2 separate regions of the Mus musculus genome follow, and region 2 is linked to region 1. Evidence: chromatin loops called from intact Hi-C (ENCODE). Cell type or tissue: left cerebral cortex. All regions are shown on one strand.

What was found. A loop is a pair of places that touch in the nucleus more often than their neighbours do. Peaks named below come from ENCODE experiments on the same cell type or tissue, not always from the same donor. Only the 100,000 strongest peaks of a DNase experiment are listed, where the experiment ranks them.
Region 2: a loop joins it to region 1, with 2.2 times the contacts of the local background. A loop is called at or near these places in 2 of 42 quality-filtered maps.

The regions. Positions count from the first base shown.
Region 1 is chr5:112,695,811-112,703,810 of GRCm38, reverse strand. The region is part of intron 42 of Myo18b (myosin XVIIIb); the gene reads left to right. Among named protein-coding and RNA genes, the nearest start is that of Gm30529, 51 kb to the right of the region's middle. In left cerebral cortex, no CTCF peak of the experiment used is centred here; DNase peaks (open chromatin) are centred at 2,431, 2,900, 4,476, 6,934 and 3 more places; H3K27ac peaks cover 2,527 bases.
Region 2 is chr5:112,844,608-112,852,607 of GRCm38, reverse strand. It overlaps Myo18b (myosin XVIIIb), which reads left to right. Exons shown (of 44, transcript NM_028901.2): 13 at 6,164-6,337. Among named protein-coding and RNA genes, the nearest start is that of Myo18b, 48 kb to the left of the region's middle. In left cerebral cortex, a CTCF peak has its summit at 3,531 (motif pointing left); DNase peaks (open chromatin) are centred at 472, 963, 1,397 and 3,535; H3K27ac peaks cover 562 bases.

The DNA of each region.
Region 1 (8,000 bases):
TAGACAGATGTAAGAATGGAGAGAGATGGATAGATGAGTGGATGGATGGATGGATGGATGGATGGATAGATGGATGGATGGATGAGCGGATGGATGGATGAGCGGATGGATGGATGAGTGGATGGATGGATGGATGAGTGGATGGATGGATGGATGGATGGATGGATGGATGGATGGATGAGTGGATGGATGGATGGATGAGTGGATGGATGGAAAAGTGGATGGATAGATGGACTGATGGATGGATGAAGAGATGGATTGAGGGAGGAAAGAAGGGATTAAATAAGGGGATGGGTGAATGGAGGGATGGATAGATAATTTCCTTCCGCTTAGAACTACATTATGAGAGGAACCTGCCTTTATGAATACGTCTACAGTTTGCCAGCAGTTGCCATTGTGCCATATCCAGTTGAGGTCCAGGAATGGGAAGTGACACAGTCTGCTGAGGATTTGCTTAAAGAATGCTGATCCGCGCAAATCCACAGTCTGGTTGGAGATCTTAATCACATCTCATATCTTTCAAAACTGGGAGGAAAAAAGTTCAAAAGTTTCAACAGTAGAACCAGTGTGTCCCACTCTCCCAGTGCAGGACTAGGGAGGTCACTGATGCTCTCTGTCTAGGGGCAAGATAGAAGACGTACAGGAGCTGAGGTTGCAGCACCAGCATGGACCTGATCCCTGGAGGTGGACAGCGCTCTGTAGAAATGAGGCCAGGCTCTTGGAGAACGTGTTCAGGGCTGCATGTTCAACACCCGTTTTTTCAAGCTATTGTTTTTAAGTCACAGGAAGTGGCTTTGGCTAACTGGGGTTTGATTGAAGCATCCTACATAAGGAAGATACGGCTGCCCTCTGACCTCCTCACAGCTCCCTCTCTGCTCTCTCACTCACTCCAGTCCATAAATCCTTTCAGGGAACTTGACTCTGGGACTTCATAAAGGAAAGATGTGTATGGTTAAGAAGCACACATTATTTGGAGGAGAGATATAGTAAGCATGAAATTATAATACAGAGTTATAATACAGGAGCATTGGGGGTGTTGAGAGCCCTGGGGGCCAGCCTGGCTTCAGAGGCATTGATTTCTCAGTGGGACTGATCACTGAATGGTGGTAAATGTGTCAAATTTTATATATACAGCAAGGGACCCTTGGAATCACCTGTAAGATTCTACTTGACTCCTCTGCATTCCTCCCCCCATCTCTCTTCCTTTCTTCCTATTTTAGGTGTGTGCACAAGGTGCATATGTGTTTGTCCATGTTTGTGTGTGCCATGCCTGTGCAGGTCAGAGTCAGCATCAGGGGTTTTCCTTCATCAACGTCCATCTTGCTTTTCGAGACAGGGCTTTTCAGTGAGCCCAGAGCTCATGGATTCAGCTTACATCTTTGGCTAGCAAGTCCTGGGGCTCTGCTTATCTCCATTCTCCCAGTGCCAGGATCACAGGCATTCGTGGCTGAGCTGAGCTGCTTATGTGGATATTGGGGATCTGGACTCTGGTTCTTGTCCCTACATGGCAGGCATGTTAGTAACTGGGTCATCTCTCTCTCCATCTCCCTTTAAGGAATGATGGTGTCCAGTCACCTTGGCCTCTCCTTTACTTTGGTGGCTGTCTGAGTTTTTCAAAGCTGACATTATTTCTGTCTCCATACCCCACCCCCCTTCACGGTTATCCCAGGCTCGCAGACATTAGCAAGCATGTGGTGTCATGTTGGATTCCAATATGCATTCGCCCCAGTTGTCCCCAAATGGTCTTACATAACCCGGGGTTTTTAAAGGAAGGATCTTATGAGGAGGTTAATTGTCGTGTTTGGTTGTCTTCTAAGGCTGGTTAGGCAGATAAGAAGCTTTGTGTTGGAGAAGTCTGAGGCTTATAGACTGACTGGGCAGGGAGCACTGTCACTCCCCACCGGGTCCCCCATTTTGTGTCTGTCTGTCTGTCCAAGCTCTACTCTTGGCCCCTCGCTCTCTGCCTCTTTCACCGAAATGGATCATCTTCACTAGGTTTCTGGAAATGATTCATTTCATCAGCACAAGCTTTGTCCACGTGTTCAGAGTGCAGAACATGTTCAGAGTGTGGAACTGTAAGTGTGTGTGTAATCTGCAGTGCTCAAATCAGGACCTCTTGAATAAGCTCTTCCATCTCCTCCTCTAAGTCTTCCATTTCCATGTGCTGGGATTTTTAGAGGCCTCCCAGTTCTTGCAAAATACATCACAAGTTCCAGTAGACTTTGGTGTCTGTGCCTCGGTATAGGACATGGGACTGTACTTGATTCTTATCTGAGTCTTGATCCCTGTTCTTGGCGTCTTCACTCCCCACTCATCCCAGTCTCTGGCAAACCAGACAGACCCTGCTCCTGATGTCTGTGAGAGGGGCATGGGCAAAGCTAGAAAAGCCCTGTGAAAGAAGGTCTGTGGGTGGGGTCCCCTGAGGCATCTCACCAAGCTGGTTTCTGTGTGGAGGACTGACATACACTGAAGTATCACAAAGAACTGCAGACAAGGCTGGCTGCTGTCCCACCCCACTGCATAATGCTTGACTTTCTCCAGTGTCCACACGATCAGTCTAGGAGAGTAGACACAAGGACAGCCTCCTGCTGACCTTTCTCCTCTTTGGCTGAGTCACTCCCTTGGTGCCCCTTGATTCACACCTTTCCTCAGCCTGTTGTTCTCGACGAGCCTCACTTTCCTGCCCTCAATGTGTAGGTAGTCATCATTGCCTGCCAAGAGTTTTGCAGATGGAATCAGCTAATATCTGGTGGGTGGGACCCTCCCCCTCCCTCCAACCCTCCCTCCCTCCCACAACCTCTTATCCTTCCAAATCCATGAACACCACTCATTGCCTCCCCTATTCCAAAGCCTGAGTCATTCTACCACCTCCAGAAAGCCTGTGCTCCAGGCTCAGTACAAACGGTGAGCTCCCTTGCCAGCCCCAAAGCTGCATCCATACCCTGGAACTTCCTGCAGAGCAAACCCTTCTTCAAGGATGTATACAGAACTAGCACCAAAGATTTGCACTCAAAGCAGGGAAAGCATAGCCTATTTTCTGCTTCTGTATGTCAGCCCAGCCTTGAGACAGACAGACCAGGCTGGGTATCCTGCAGTTCCACTGTTCCTCAGAAATCCCGCTAGCCCTTCTGAGCCTCAAAGTTCTCAATTGTAAAATGGGACAATAAAGGGTAAGGAGGAAGAATGGCTAGGAGGTGAGGATCTGGCACACCATTGGATGTAAGCCCATCTCCTTCCATTTATCATGTATCTGGGGCTTAACATTTCTGTGCCTCTAGTATGACAAAGGAAGTTCACAGTATCATGTGCTTCAGGGAACGTGATGCTGATGCAACCCAGTGATGTGTGTGATGTGTGCCTTGTGTTCAGTCCCAGGCACCATGCTGATCTTCAGCATTTGCTCTCTTGAACTTGGTGCTTGCACCACAGGGTTATCTTCGGAGGAAATCCACTTCTCACCCCGGACATCACAAGTATTACATATTAATTACTTATTAATTTGCTCCATGGTTTCAGGGTGTGGGTGAGGAATAGGGGCAATGGCTCACCTCTGGGGGTGACTCATAATGTCATTAAATCTGCATTGAGTCTCCTGTGGCTCCAACCGGCTCCGGCTCCGGCTGGATGCTGAGGCAGGAATTGAAAATGCCACCATGCAGTTATGTCTGACGCCAGGTCCAGAGGCCTGTGAGTTGGAACTGGCCTTTCAACTCACTATGTCATGATGGGCTTTGAGAGGACATGTGAAAACCTGGGTAAAACTTCACCTACAGACCCACCCCATCCCTCAGCCTTGGAGGGGAGGGGAGGGGACCTGGGAAGAATAAAGCACAAATGGCATCTGGCCTTTAAGGGTCCAGGTCCTAAATCCACTTTGCAGGAAGCCCACAAGCAAGTATTCTCACCTCAGTGAGCCTCAGTTTGCCCGTATGTGAGATGGGGCAATGATACTGATCTGGGTGACATGGTACAGCGGCCTCACCTCCTGCAGTCAGGATTCATAGCACAGCTGCTACAGTCACACTGGGGATAAAAACACAGGAGACACATCCACCAGACAACCTGGCAGGGGAAGGGCATGCTCTAGTAAATCCACAGGAGATCCGTTCTCAGCAGCTGGCTTCTTCTGAACATGAGCCATACCTAAAAGTCACCTCTCCATCTCTCCTTGTCTGCTGGTACAGGTCTTATTTGTTCTTTAACATCTGTGCTCAGTGTGGGGTCTTCCTTAGCCCCAGCTATCAAGGACAAATAAGCAGACAGGTGTTAAGATGCTAAAATAGATTAAATTAGTGAAGAACAACTCTTTGAAATGAATTGGCATTCACTCATTTAAGGGTACTTGGTTTCTGAACACCCCCACCCCCACATACACACACACACAGATGCCAACAATTGTGATACTGTCCAGATTGGTACCACCCACACCGACCCCTCACATCCTAAGTCACATTCTGACACCCAACACACTGACGTCATTTACCTGCTGGCTGAAGAGCGGTCGGAGTGTATCGTTTAAGGAAAACGGCAAGATTGTGCGGATTTGGTACAGTTGCGGTTGTTCTTCAGATATTTTTGGTCTGGTTGAGCACACACACATGCAGAATCTGCAGCTGCTGAGGACCAACTGAGTGTGTAGATAAAACTATAAGATGTGTTGCCTACCCTGAAGTCCTGGGATGGTTGGAGGCTGACCAGCATACACACCTCATCTCTAACTCCTAATAAGACCCTGAGACCTGAGACTTGCCCCAGAAGAAGCCTAACTTGGAAAGAGGAAGATCCAGGATTTGAACCCACTATTAATTGCTTAAAGACTCATTTTCCTAACGTTGCAAATTCCAGGATTCCAAAGATTTTATCTATTAGGCAACCAAACACACAGGATGCTTCTATATAAAGTTCCTATGGAATCAATGGTCAGCACTTATTGCACTCTTCCTGTGTTCTGGGCATCAGAGAATCACTAATAACTAAACATATTGAGCTGAGAACCTACTGTGTGCCAGAGGACTGATGACTGCCCTCACCAATCCATTATGTGTTTATGCTGTATGCTGGACCAGCTAGCACACTTTATACCCATTTGCTAAGCATCTGCTATGGCCTAAGGCACTAGGCAGTGGTGGTAGACACAATGGGTATCTCTATCCTCTCTGTAACACTGGGAGGTGGATGTGCCCCCTCCCATTTTTCAGTAGAGGAAATTCTGGCCTAGAGAATGTAAGGCAGCGATCCCAATGACAGCATCATTCAAGACAGCACCAGATAAGGTCCCCAACAACCAAGATCTGACGTCAGTGACGGTGTGAGCTGTGTGTCACACACAGAGTCTGTCAAAAGGCCACAAGAGACAAATGCATTGCTCTGTGTTGACTCTCCTACATGGGACTCCACCTTGGCTACCTCCTCTCTGTGTGCCACAGGGATGTTCCCTCTCCCATGCTATGCCTGGAGGTCAAAACTCTTGCTTCTCAGGGTTGCCATGGAGGCAGAAGAGATGGCTGTCCTCTTTCCTGATTCTAGGGCAGGGCCCAACAGGTTAGGGTACCATAACTGTAATTACTGACTAATTCTGCACTTGAATATGAGAGCCACCTCAGTGTTTGTTTTTTGGAGTGACTAAGGGACAGGCTTCAGAAGTTCCTGAGATATCTCAGGAACCTCCCTTCAGAGCCCACCCCTACCCACCACCTGACATTCATCACCCTATCTCCCAGCCGCTCCACCCTCAGTACTGTAGCCAGTGCTCTCCTTGGCCAGTGCTCTGAGTGTCAGTTGACATCTTTGATATCTACCAAACATCCATCACAAGAAGCTCTCTCTCTCTCTCTCTCTCTCTCTCTCACACACACACACACACACACAGAGAGAGAGAGAGAGAGAGAGAGAGAGAGAGAGACAGAGAGAGAGAGAGAGAGAGAGAGAGAGAGAGAGAGAGAGAGAGAGAGAGAAGCTACCCTAGAGGACACCTGGACGGCAAGAATGAGTGTCACAGGTCTGGGTGCCTGACGACAGGCTATGGTTAAAGGCTCCAGAGCTGGGACAGGATATGCCAGCCTCAAGTGGCAGAGTCAAGATTCGTTCCCCAAAGCCCAGAGGATTTCTGGATCAATAAATCCCACAGTATCTGCACAGAATTGGCACACAAAGAACTTCATACACAGACATCTGATGCAGACAGCCACAGGGAAGGCTGAGAGGGACAAGGGACGTGGAATTATCTGTCTCCGCTTCTCACTCAACACCCCTGTCCCCTGCAGTCTCCACAAGAATCCACTTGACATGGCTTGTGTCCCTGCTGATCCTCAAAGGCACCAGGCATTCCCACGAGGCAGGGCCCAGCCCTGCTCATGAAGCCAAGGCCATCCACACCCACAGCACTCATGGCCCCCACCCCGGGCCTCCTGCACCTTACAATGCAGTCTGGACTGCAGACCCATGTCTGGGATCCTGGCTGATCCTGCTGCCCAGTGTTCCCCCACCTGTTTTGTCAGAAATATAAATGGCAGTACTGGATTGTCCTATGATTCTCATACCCCTCCCCCTGCCCTCACCTTTCTGCCCCTTCCCTTCTCCAGCATCTGAGCTTTTCATCTTCCTTCCAGCCCTAACCTCTGGAGGTCTACCAGTTGTCTCTTCCTTGCTCTACTGTTGGTCCTTACAGCTCCTAGACTTTCCTTTCTTTCTTCCTGTGTCTCTGTCCCTCTCTTTCTCTTTTCCTTTTCCACCCTCCTCCTTCTCTACCCTGAGTAAGTCCACTCAGGACTTATTTACTGAGCACATACTGTGAGCCAGGCTGAGTACTGAGTATCTCCAGGACTGAGAGACAGCAGTCCCCCCCCCACCCCCGAGTCCCAGGCGGAAAGCATGCTGAGTGGCAGGCGATGGATGAGACTAAGGCCTGAGATACATTCATCACGCCCACCTCTTTTCAGGGCCAAGACAGCATGGAAATAACTTTTGTCATCTCAGCTGCAGCCCACTGGCCCTGGCAGCTCAAAGCTGTTTATTAAAAATGAGAATGAGATGAGCAGAGTGGATGCCACTTTGAAGTGTGTAGTATGTGTGGTGTGAGTGTGTATGTGTGTGGGTGTGGGTGGGTGGGTGTGCATGTGTGGGTGTGGGTGTGTGTATTCACATGGGTGTGTGGTGTTTGGGGGGGTGTAAGGGTAAGGGTGTGCATGTGTTGGTGTGTGAGATGTGTATGTGCCCATGTGTATGAGTGTATGCATGTGAATGTGAGGTGTGTGTGTACATAGTTGTGTGTGTGTGGTGTGTGAGTGTGTGCTTATATTAGATGTGTTGGTGTGTATGATGTGCATGTGTACACATGCGTGAGTGTGTGCATGTGTGTGTGAGGTATGTGTGCATAGATGGGTATGTGAAGTAAGCTGTGGTGTGTTTGTGATGTGCGTGTGTACACATGTGTGTATGCATGGGTGTGTGCATACATATGTGTGTGGTATGTGTGTATGTGTGTGAGGTGTGTATGTGCATAGGTGTGTGGTGTGTGTTTATGGTGTGTATGTGTTTGTGCACACATGTGTGTGTGGTATGTGTGTGCATGTGATTGTGTGTGAGATGTGTATGTGTGTATGTGCATAGGTGTGGTGTGTGTGTATGGTGTGTATGTGTGTGTGCATACATGTGTGTGTGGAATGTGTGTATATGCGGTTGTGTGTGAGGTATATATGTGTGTATGTGTATAGGTGTGTGGTGTGTGTGTATGGTGTATATGTGTGTGTGCATGGGTGTTTAATACATGTGTGTGTGGAATGTTTGTGTATGTAGGTGTGTGAGGTGTGTATGTGCATAGGTGTGTGGTGTGTGTGTATGGTATGTGTGTGTATATGCTCCTGCATGGGTGTGTGTGATGTATAACAGTATGTGTATGTGTGTGTGCATGTGTGTGTGGTATGTGTGTGTGCGTGAATGGGTGGTGCATGCATGTGTGTGTGTGTGTGTGTGTGTGTGTGTTGGAGGGAGACATTCTAAAG
Region 2 (8,000 bases), 150 kb before region 1:
CAGTGTTCTGGAAAGCAGCCAACCCATTTTACAGATGAAAAGACCAAGGCCCAGTAAGAGATATTGTTTGAGATATCACAGCTAGGCTGAAACAGTCTTAGGACATCTGACCTCTGGCTCTTCCCACAATCTCCCTGTGGGAGCCATGAAGGGTCCCTGTCACCTATCGCCCCCTGGTTGTGTCATTTTGGGAGACCTCCCCAGGGACTATTCCTTCCTCTTGTGAATTCTCAGTGTACAGGGTACACTAGAGACCCTGAGAAATCCTACACCAAAGCAAGCCTGCTGGGGTCAGTCTGAAGTCACCCCACCTGCATTTCCCACGGGACTGTCACCTCCCAGAACAGCTTGTGTAACTCCGCAGCAGTTTCTAGATGGTTCTCTGTGCAGATGTGTGCACAGCAGAGATGATGCTGGTGCCTGCTTCCTCCAAGGCAGAGGGAGCCACGTGGGTGGGTAGGGCCATGTTGCCTGTGGGTGGAGCAGGAAGCTCTTTAAGAGTGGGGGAGGGGTCATTTCCCACGGTGCCTGTGATAGCCCTTCTAGATAGAGATGTTGTTCCCAGATGTTTCCTTGGTTGGCCTTTTGCTCCCGATCCCTCTTTTCTGAGGGTGGATGGTTCAGGTGAGGAGCAGGTCATGGCTTCGGTGTAGAGCTGGTGCCCACAGCCTTGCTACATCTCCACACACGCTCCCCTCTGATCTCTGCAGGCCTCATTTTGAGAAAGATGGCAATGGAGGGTTAGACAGTCAACCTCACTTCTCAGGGCATTGCCTGGCACCAGGTGGTGGTGGAGGTGGGATTTGAACTGGCCTGCTTTGTCTCCAGAGCCAACTCCTTCTTGTGGCAGAGCCACAGCCCTGGCTTATCTCCTCTCTGCAGGTGGCCTCCGTCTTCTCTGGGCTTCAGAATTGTAAATCTCTGTGTGAGGCAGTGGGAGCCAGATGCTCTGGCATTATAAATAAGTCCCATAATGTTGAGTAATTCAGGAACAGCTCAGCTATTGTTGGAAGGAGGAACAACTCGGTTATTAATAAATGCAGGAGGTCACGGTAATTGATAGCAATTGAACCCACGGTGCGCAGGGACAATAGCTGTGCCATTGTCAGCTTGTGTGCATGCTCTCTCCCTCCTCCCTCCTTCCTCTGTCATCCACTTCCTTCTCCCTCCTCCCTCCCCCACCTCCTTTGCTGCTTCCTTCCCTGTCTCCCTCCTCCTCCCCCTCCTCCCCCTCCTTCCCCTCCGTCCTTTCTTCTCTGTCCTCCTCCTCCCTCTTCCTCCTCCCTTCTCTGTCTTCCCTCTCACTCTCCCTTCTCCCTCCCTCCTCTGTCCCCCTCCCTCTCTCTCCTTCTTTCCTTCTCTGTCCTCACTCTCCCTCCTCCCCCCCCCTTCCCCTCTTCTCTCTCCTTCTCCCTTACAAACCTTGCCTCTGAGAGTAGATTTGAGTCCCAGACTCTGCAGCCTCAGGATCTGCGCTTACTCCTGCCCTTCTCCCTCTCAGTCCTCCTCTCAGTCCTCCTCTCATTACTGTGCTGCCTGCCTGGTAGCTCTGGAGACAGAGTAACCTTGGGGTCTCTTCCAACTCAACCAGAGTTTCCCAGAGAAGAGTCTAATGGGACCTGGGAAGTGTTGCAGGCTCTGTTAAGGCATCCTGAGGTTACTTTGGGCTAAACACACACACACACACACACACACACACACACACACACACACACCCGCCCCCCGCTGGAGACTCACAAAAGTGGCTTTGAAGGCCCTGAGAAGTCCCATAGAGATGACACTTACCCAGGCAGGGGTATGGTACAGGGATCGGTTTCCTCGGTGTGTGACCTGGGAAGAGACTTTGACTGCTTTCCCTCCATCTCTTTCCATCCTATATTTTGAAACAAGGCCTCTGGTTGAACTTGGGGCATTCTGATTTGGCTAAGCAAGCTACCGGCGCCTGTCTCTGCCTCTCCACGGCTGGGATTGCATGCCTGTGCTGATAAACCTGGCTTTTTCTCATAGGTGCTGGGGATACCATCTCATGCCCTCCCTTTACAGACTAGGCCATGTCTGAGCCTCTGTTTCCTCTAGTGTGTTAGATGAACTCTGGGGAGACAGACACCAACTCTGAGGCCAGCTTGCCCTGTTCCATGCCTCTGTTGCCACTGAGAATCACTGAGTCAGCTCTGCCCTGCCTAGGTGACTGATGGTTTGAGCCTGGCCTCACTCAGACAAATGCAGGTAGCCTCTGGGGGAAAAAACAAGATGACAGCAGGAGAGAAGGCAGCTTGCTGAGAGGTTGGCTTACTTTCTGGACCTTTTCCTAGGCTGCCATCATTTAAAGTGAAACCCAGCTAGACACTGTTGTCTGTGATCACAGGCAGGTGGCCTATCCTGAACCTGTCCTTGGCTAGCTGAGGGCAAGATGCTGAAGCAGGTGTTCCAGGACACGGGTACACATGAGACATGAGCCTAGAAGTGCCAGAAGGGCTTGCTGAGATCTGGGGAGCAGGAGTGGGGCTGCCTGCCCCCTGGCTACAGAGGGGTTTTGTTTTATACCAGAAACGAAAGAAATGGCTGCCAGTCCAATGTGCAGTGGGGAATGACCTCCGCACTCAGGGAGATGCCCCAGGCACAGCTTTGGGAACTCTAGCTGGTGCTGAGAAGAGCATCCAGCAAATGTGGGCAACCCTCTGCAGCAGGCTGGGGGCAGGGAGAGACACACCCTGTCCCTGTCAGAACTAGTCCAACCTCTCTCTTTGACAACCCCTTCCTGACCCTCTCTGTCCAGCTCCCTTCTGTTTTATCTTCAGCTTGATCTCCTGCTGTCCTGATGGTGGGCTGAGGGTCCAGATGGCTGGTTTCTTTGGGTAAAGCGACTCTCGTACATTCTCTTTTCCATGTCATTCTCTTTTTCAAGTGTTGGTGGGGAGGCAGGGGACAGAGTGGCCAGAGCTGGCTGTCAGCCATTCAGCTCATCCACTCCTGGACTCATTCCTCCCTGGGTGACTTATCAGGGGTCTGGTGACAGTAATGAACCCTCCGCATCCATGGAAGACAGAATAGCGGAGTCGCTGCCGCACAGGGTCTGGCCAGGACCCTGTTTGCTTTCTGTAGCATGCTGGGCAGGAAAATAGACTGTGTGTCTTGGTCACACTCTCCTGGAGGGTTTGTGAGCATCCCAGAAGTGTCCCTGGCACGTAAGCCCCACGCAAATCTCAATGGCTGTCATTACTTTTAACTGACGACCACACGGAGGTACATCCCTGTTTATCTAGATGCTGGGGCATGTTCCCCTACCCCAACCTCGGTGTGGGTCCTTCTGAGGAGCACAACAAAGTCCTTAGAGGGGGTTAGTAGAAGACGCTGGGATAACCCACGACCCCATTTCAGTAGAGAAGTAGCTTTAGTCAACTGAACCCCTAGAGGGGACGCTGGTTTCCAAAGCTAGCATTTTCCTGGTATAAGACCTTACAGCCATTTCCTGAAGCAGCTGACAGACCTGTAGCTGGGCCCCTGCACGGCCAGGGCCTGGCCAAGAGCGCCCCCTGGAGTTTATAGGTGGAGACACAGCGGCGACAGTGTACTGGGCATGCCTGCCTTCTCCACCCAGTCTTTGAGCCTAAAGGGATCTTTGGAACTCTCACGACATGCCAAAGGTCATAATTGTGCTTGAGTTGTGGTCATCCGCGAATGGCAGTGGTGGAAATTGTAATCTGAAGCTGTGATCTTAGCCAGGGCCTTCTTTCTCCCCCTCGGGTGGCTCTTCTGAGCCCTTGGCTTTCCTGGGGTGCCCGGAGCAGCTGCTCCTGTCTGAACCAAGGCAAAGGAGTCGAGTCTGGGTTCAACACCTGGGCTACTGGCCACGCCCCCAGCAGGCCTCCCGTAACTCCTCCCAGAAACCTCACCGCCAACCTCCTTCTCCTCAGCTTCACCAGACTCTGCAGGTCACTGCAGGGGATGGGGGTGGGGTGGGGTAGGGGGCAGAGACTCCAGGGCAGATGTGCACAGTGGTGTGGGGTGGGGTGGGGTGGGGGAGGGGGCGCGGAAGACAGCAGTGGGGAAGCCGGCTCTTGTTAGAGAGTTCCCAGGACCCTCCTGCCCCCTCCCCACTCCCGCCCCCACCCCCACCCCCACCCTAGGTCTGGTCTCATCCAGGGGTAAATGGACCATCCGGCTCCTCTCCAGTGCCTGCTCAGCTCCCTTTTTAAGAAAGAGAGAGCTGGCTTCAGCATCGCGGAGGTAACGGATCTAATTAGAATCTAATGGCCTGCTGGCGCCCGTGTCGCGTATGTGTTTCTACTTCTCTCTTGTGACAGGCGACAATGATTCTCATTGGAGATGGAGCACTAACGTCTCCCTTTACACATGTTTGTCTGAGAGAAATAGACGGCTCGGTTCACGTCAGGAACCGTGTACCCGGGTCCTAAGGATGTGCTAGGTGACATCTGAAGGATGGGGTGGGCTTCAGAGGTTGCGGGTTCTTCCACTCGGTGGCTCTGTGTTGTCCGGCGATCCTCTGAGTCCCTTTTGTCACCTCTAAGCGACAGCGACCACCCACGTTCACTGCTCTGGCACCCCAGAGGTGAAGGTGGTGATGGGGGGGGGGTGCGGGGGGAGACGAAGTTCAGGCTGGTTAGTCATGGGCAGAATCTCCCCCAGGGTTCCCATTTCTCCCCGAGACCGACTGTTCGATTGTTCAGTTGTCTACTTGGCCCACTGGGCCCTGCCAGCCTGTGGGGTAGCTGAGACTCTGTTTCAGAGAAAGAAACACATTTGCAAGGAGACAGAACTCTTGAAAGGAGCGCATTGTGATTTGTTTTAATTAGTCAGTTATTTGTATTTGGGTCACAACATCAGCCCACAGCTACTGTAGGGAATTTGGAAAATGTCAGCTCCTCGCCCTGTCGTGATCCCCGGCTGACTATGTTCCTGTTTGTCATGTAATTTAAAATAATTTGAAAACATCTATTTCTTTGCGTAGCATGCACAGACAACCTGCAGGACTTAGTCCCAGAATTCTGCCTTGAGGGTCCTGGGGATTGAACTCTGGTCTTTCAGACTTGGTGGCAAGCCCCTCACCTGCTGAGCCTTATCACCATCCCCTCCCTGCTCTCTCACTGTGACAGCATTTTAGAAATGACTTCACATCCTCTTGTGGGACGGTTCCTTGTCACTTTTACTTAAGCTTTTGCTTGTAAGCATGCTCCGAGCTCCACGAGGTCAGGTGGTTTTAAGTGGCCTCCACTTGGCTGCCCTCCTCCCTGCTGTGCTCCTCATTTCTGTCCCAGGGCCTCTCTACCAACTCCTAGTCTCTAGGTTCCTTCCTGGTCACAGCTGAGCCCACTGTCATATCCTCCCAGGGTCCCTCTGAGCAGCACATGCTAACACAACCACCATCTCTCTGTGCCCACACTAGTCTCTCCCTGCAGCGTGCACCACCTGAGATTATCTCACCGACTGTCTGTCTGCTTGCTTCTTTCTCAACCCCTTGCCTGGACTGTAAGCTGCAAGAGGGTCATCATTTGACGTGTGTGACTTGCTCTCACGTCAAAGGTTCTCAGTAAACATGGGCTGAGCATACGGGTGGCTGGTTGGATATGTGGCTGGGTAATTGGGGAAGTGGCTGTGTGGGTGAATGGGCAGGAAGGGGTCGAAAGGTAATGGGCATGCACATAAATAAATACATGGGTATGCACATAGATACATACATGGATGTGCACATAAATATATACATGGGTATGCACATAAATACATACATGGACATGCACATAAACACACAGGTGTGTACATAAATATATACATGGGCATGCACATAAGTAAACATGGACATACATATAAATAAATACATGGACATGCACATAAACAGACACATGGTGTGTACATAAATACATACATGGGCATGCACATAAGTAAATACATGGTTTGCATATAAATGTATACATGGACATGCACATAAGTAAATGCATGGGGGTGCACATAAATACATACATAGGTGGATATATCCCAAGTCTACCCTATCTCCATTTAATGTGTTTCTCTATGTTATCTTTAATGGCTTTAAAAAAAAAAAAGCAAAATGGGTGTGAAGAGGGGAGACTCCCTGAGGTGATCTCGGGCATGCAGCTACCCTGTGTCTGGCATCTCACCCCTCATCTCTTCCCCATCCTCTGTGCAGTGGGCCGGAAGCAGTTCATGCGGTTTGAGTGGGCCAACCACGCTGCTGAAGCCCTGGGCTGTGACTATGAGGAACTGAACACCGCCACCTTCAAGCACCACCTACGGCAGATTATCGAGCAGATGACGTCAGGGCCGCAGCGCCAGGGCCTACAGGACAATGAGGCCTGCTCAGGTATCGAGTCCTCAAGGCTACATTATGGGGGGCTGGATCTTGCAGTGGCTGCACTAGTAGCTGCACCTCATGCTTTCCCATGTTTTCTTATGTTCAGCAAGACTCCCTTTGAGTGTTCTGTGCACATGTGCAGGAAATCATTCCGCCCTGTCTGGTGTTTATGGTCAAATGGTTCACTCTGGTCAGGAACCAAGGAGGCCACTGAGCCCTGGGAGGATCCTCCACGCGGGGAGATGGGGCACTCAGGCAGCACCCAGGGCTTTGTGTTTGTGAGATTTTGACAGGCAGGGGAGGCAGACCTACCTGTGTGAGGGATGAGAGCAAGGCTGGTGTGCTGAGGACTGAGAGGGAGGTGGGGAGAAGATGGAGGGCACACAGAGAAGCTGAAGAGTGGCTTAAAGGGGCTGGGTGTGGCTTGCTTAGCTCACTGGGAGTGTCAAAAGCTGAGCAGCGACTAGGAGGAGAAGCTGAGAACCTGTAGAGATCACAGGCAAGGGCTGGGGCATGACTCAGTGGGGAGAGCTCCTGCCATGCAAGCATGGGAACCTGAGTTCGAATCCTTAGAACCCTCCTGAAAAATGGGCAGAGCAGTGCGGCCAGCACTGAGGAGGCAGGGGCTCACCTGGGAGCCACGGTGTGAGTTCTGGGCTCAGGGAGAGGCCTGTGTCAAAAAGTGAGGCACAAAGTGATGGAGTGAGGTGCCAGTGTCACCCTCTGGCATGCAAATACACACACACATACAAATATGCATATACACACAAACATGCACATATACACATGTACATACATATACACACATATGCACATACAAACAAATGTGCACATATACATGTATACACACAAACATGCAATACACACATGCACACACATGCTCATACACACAAACATGCAAACACATAAGTGTACAAATATACACATGCATACATGCATCTACATGTACTCACACACATGCACATAAACATGTTTATACACACATGTATACATACTCACTCACAAACACACACATACACACATCTATTTGCACTCACACACATGCACATACACACATGCACACACTCATACATAAATATTCACATACACACAAACATGCACATACACATGTACACACATGCACATACACAAAAACATACACACACATGTATGCACACATGTACACACACACACTCTTGTGCACACATACCTGTATGTGTGCATGTATGTACACACCTATATAAACATGTAACCTCCAACACATACAGACACATGCACGCAATACTCTCACATATTTGTATATGCAGGCACACACTTACATGAACATGTAACACTACCCCATCACACAGACATACACAGCCACTAGATGAGAGGCGACACACTGGACCAGAAACATGGCAGTGGGAGTGGGATGGGGTGGCAAATGCTGGGTCTAGGGTAGACACTGAGGTGACACAGAAATCCCAAGGGGCATCTTGGATTGGGCATAAGCAGCTGGTGAGAGGTCTGTACTCACCAGAGCGAGTCTGCTGGGCCCTGAGGCTGTGCCTGCAGAATATGGAGGCAATCAGAGCCCTAGGACCCAGGGAAGCCTGCAAACTCTCTGTAAGCAGTCCTTTGTCAGACACCAGGGATTGTGATGATAATAGGGGTCTGTTTGACCTAGCTCTAGGGTACAAACTTCTTGACCCTG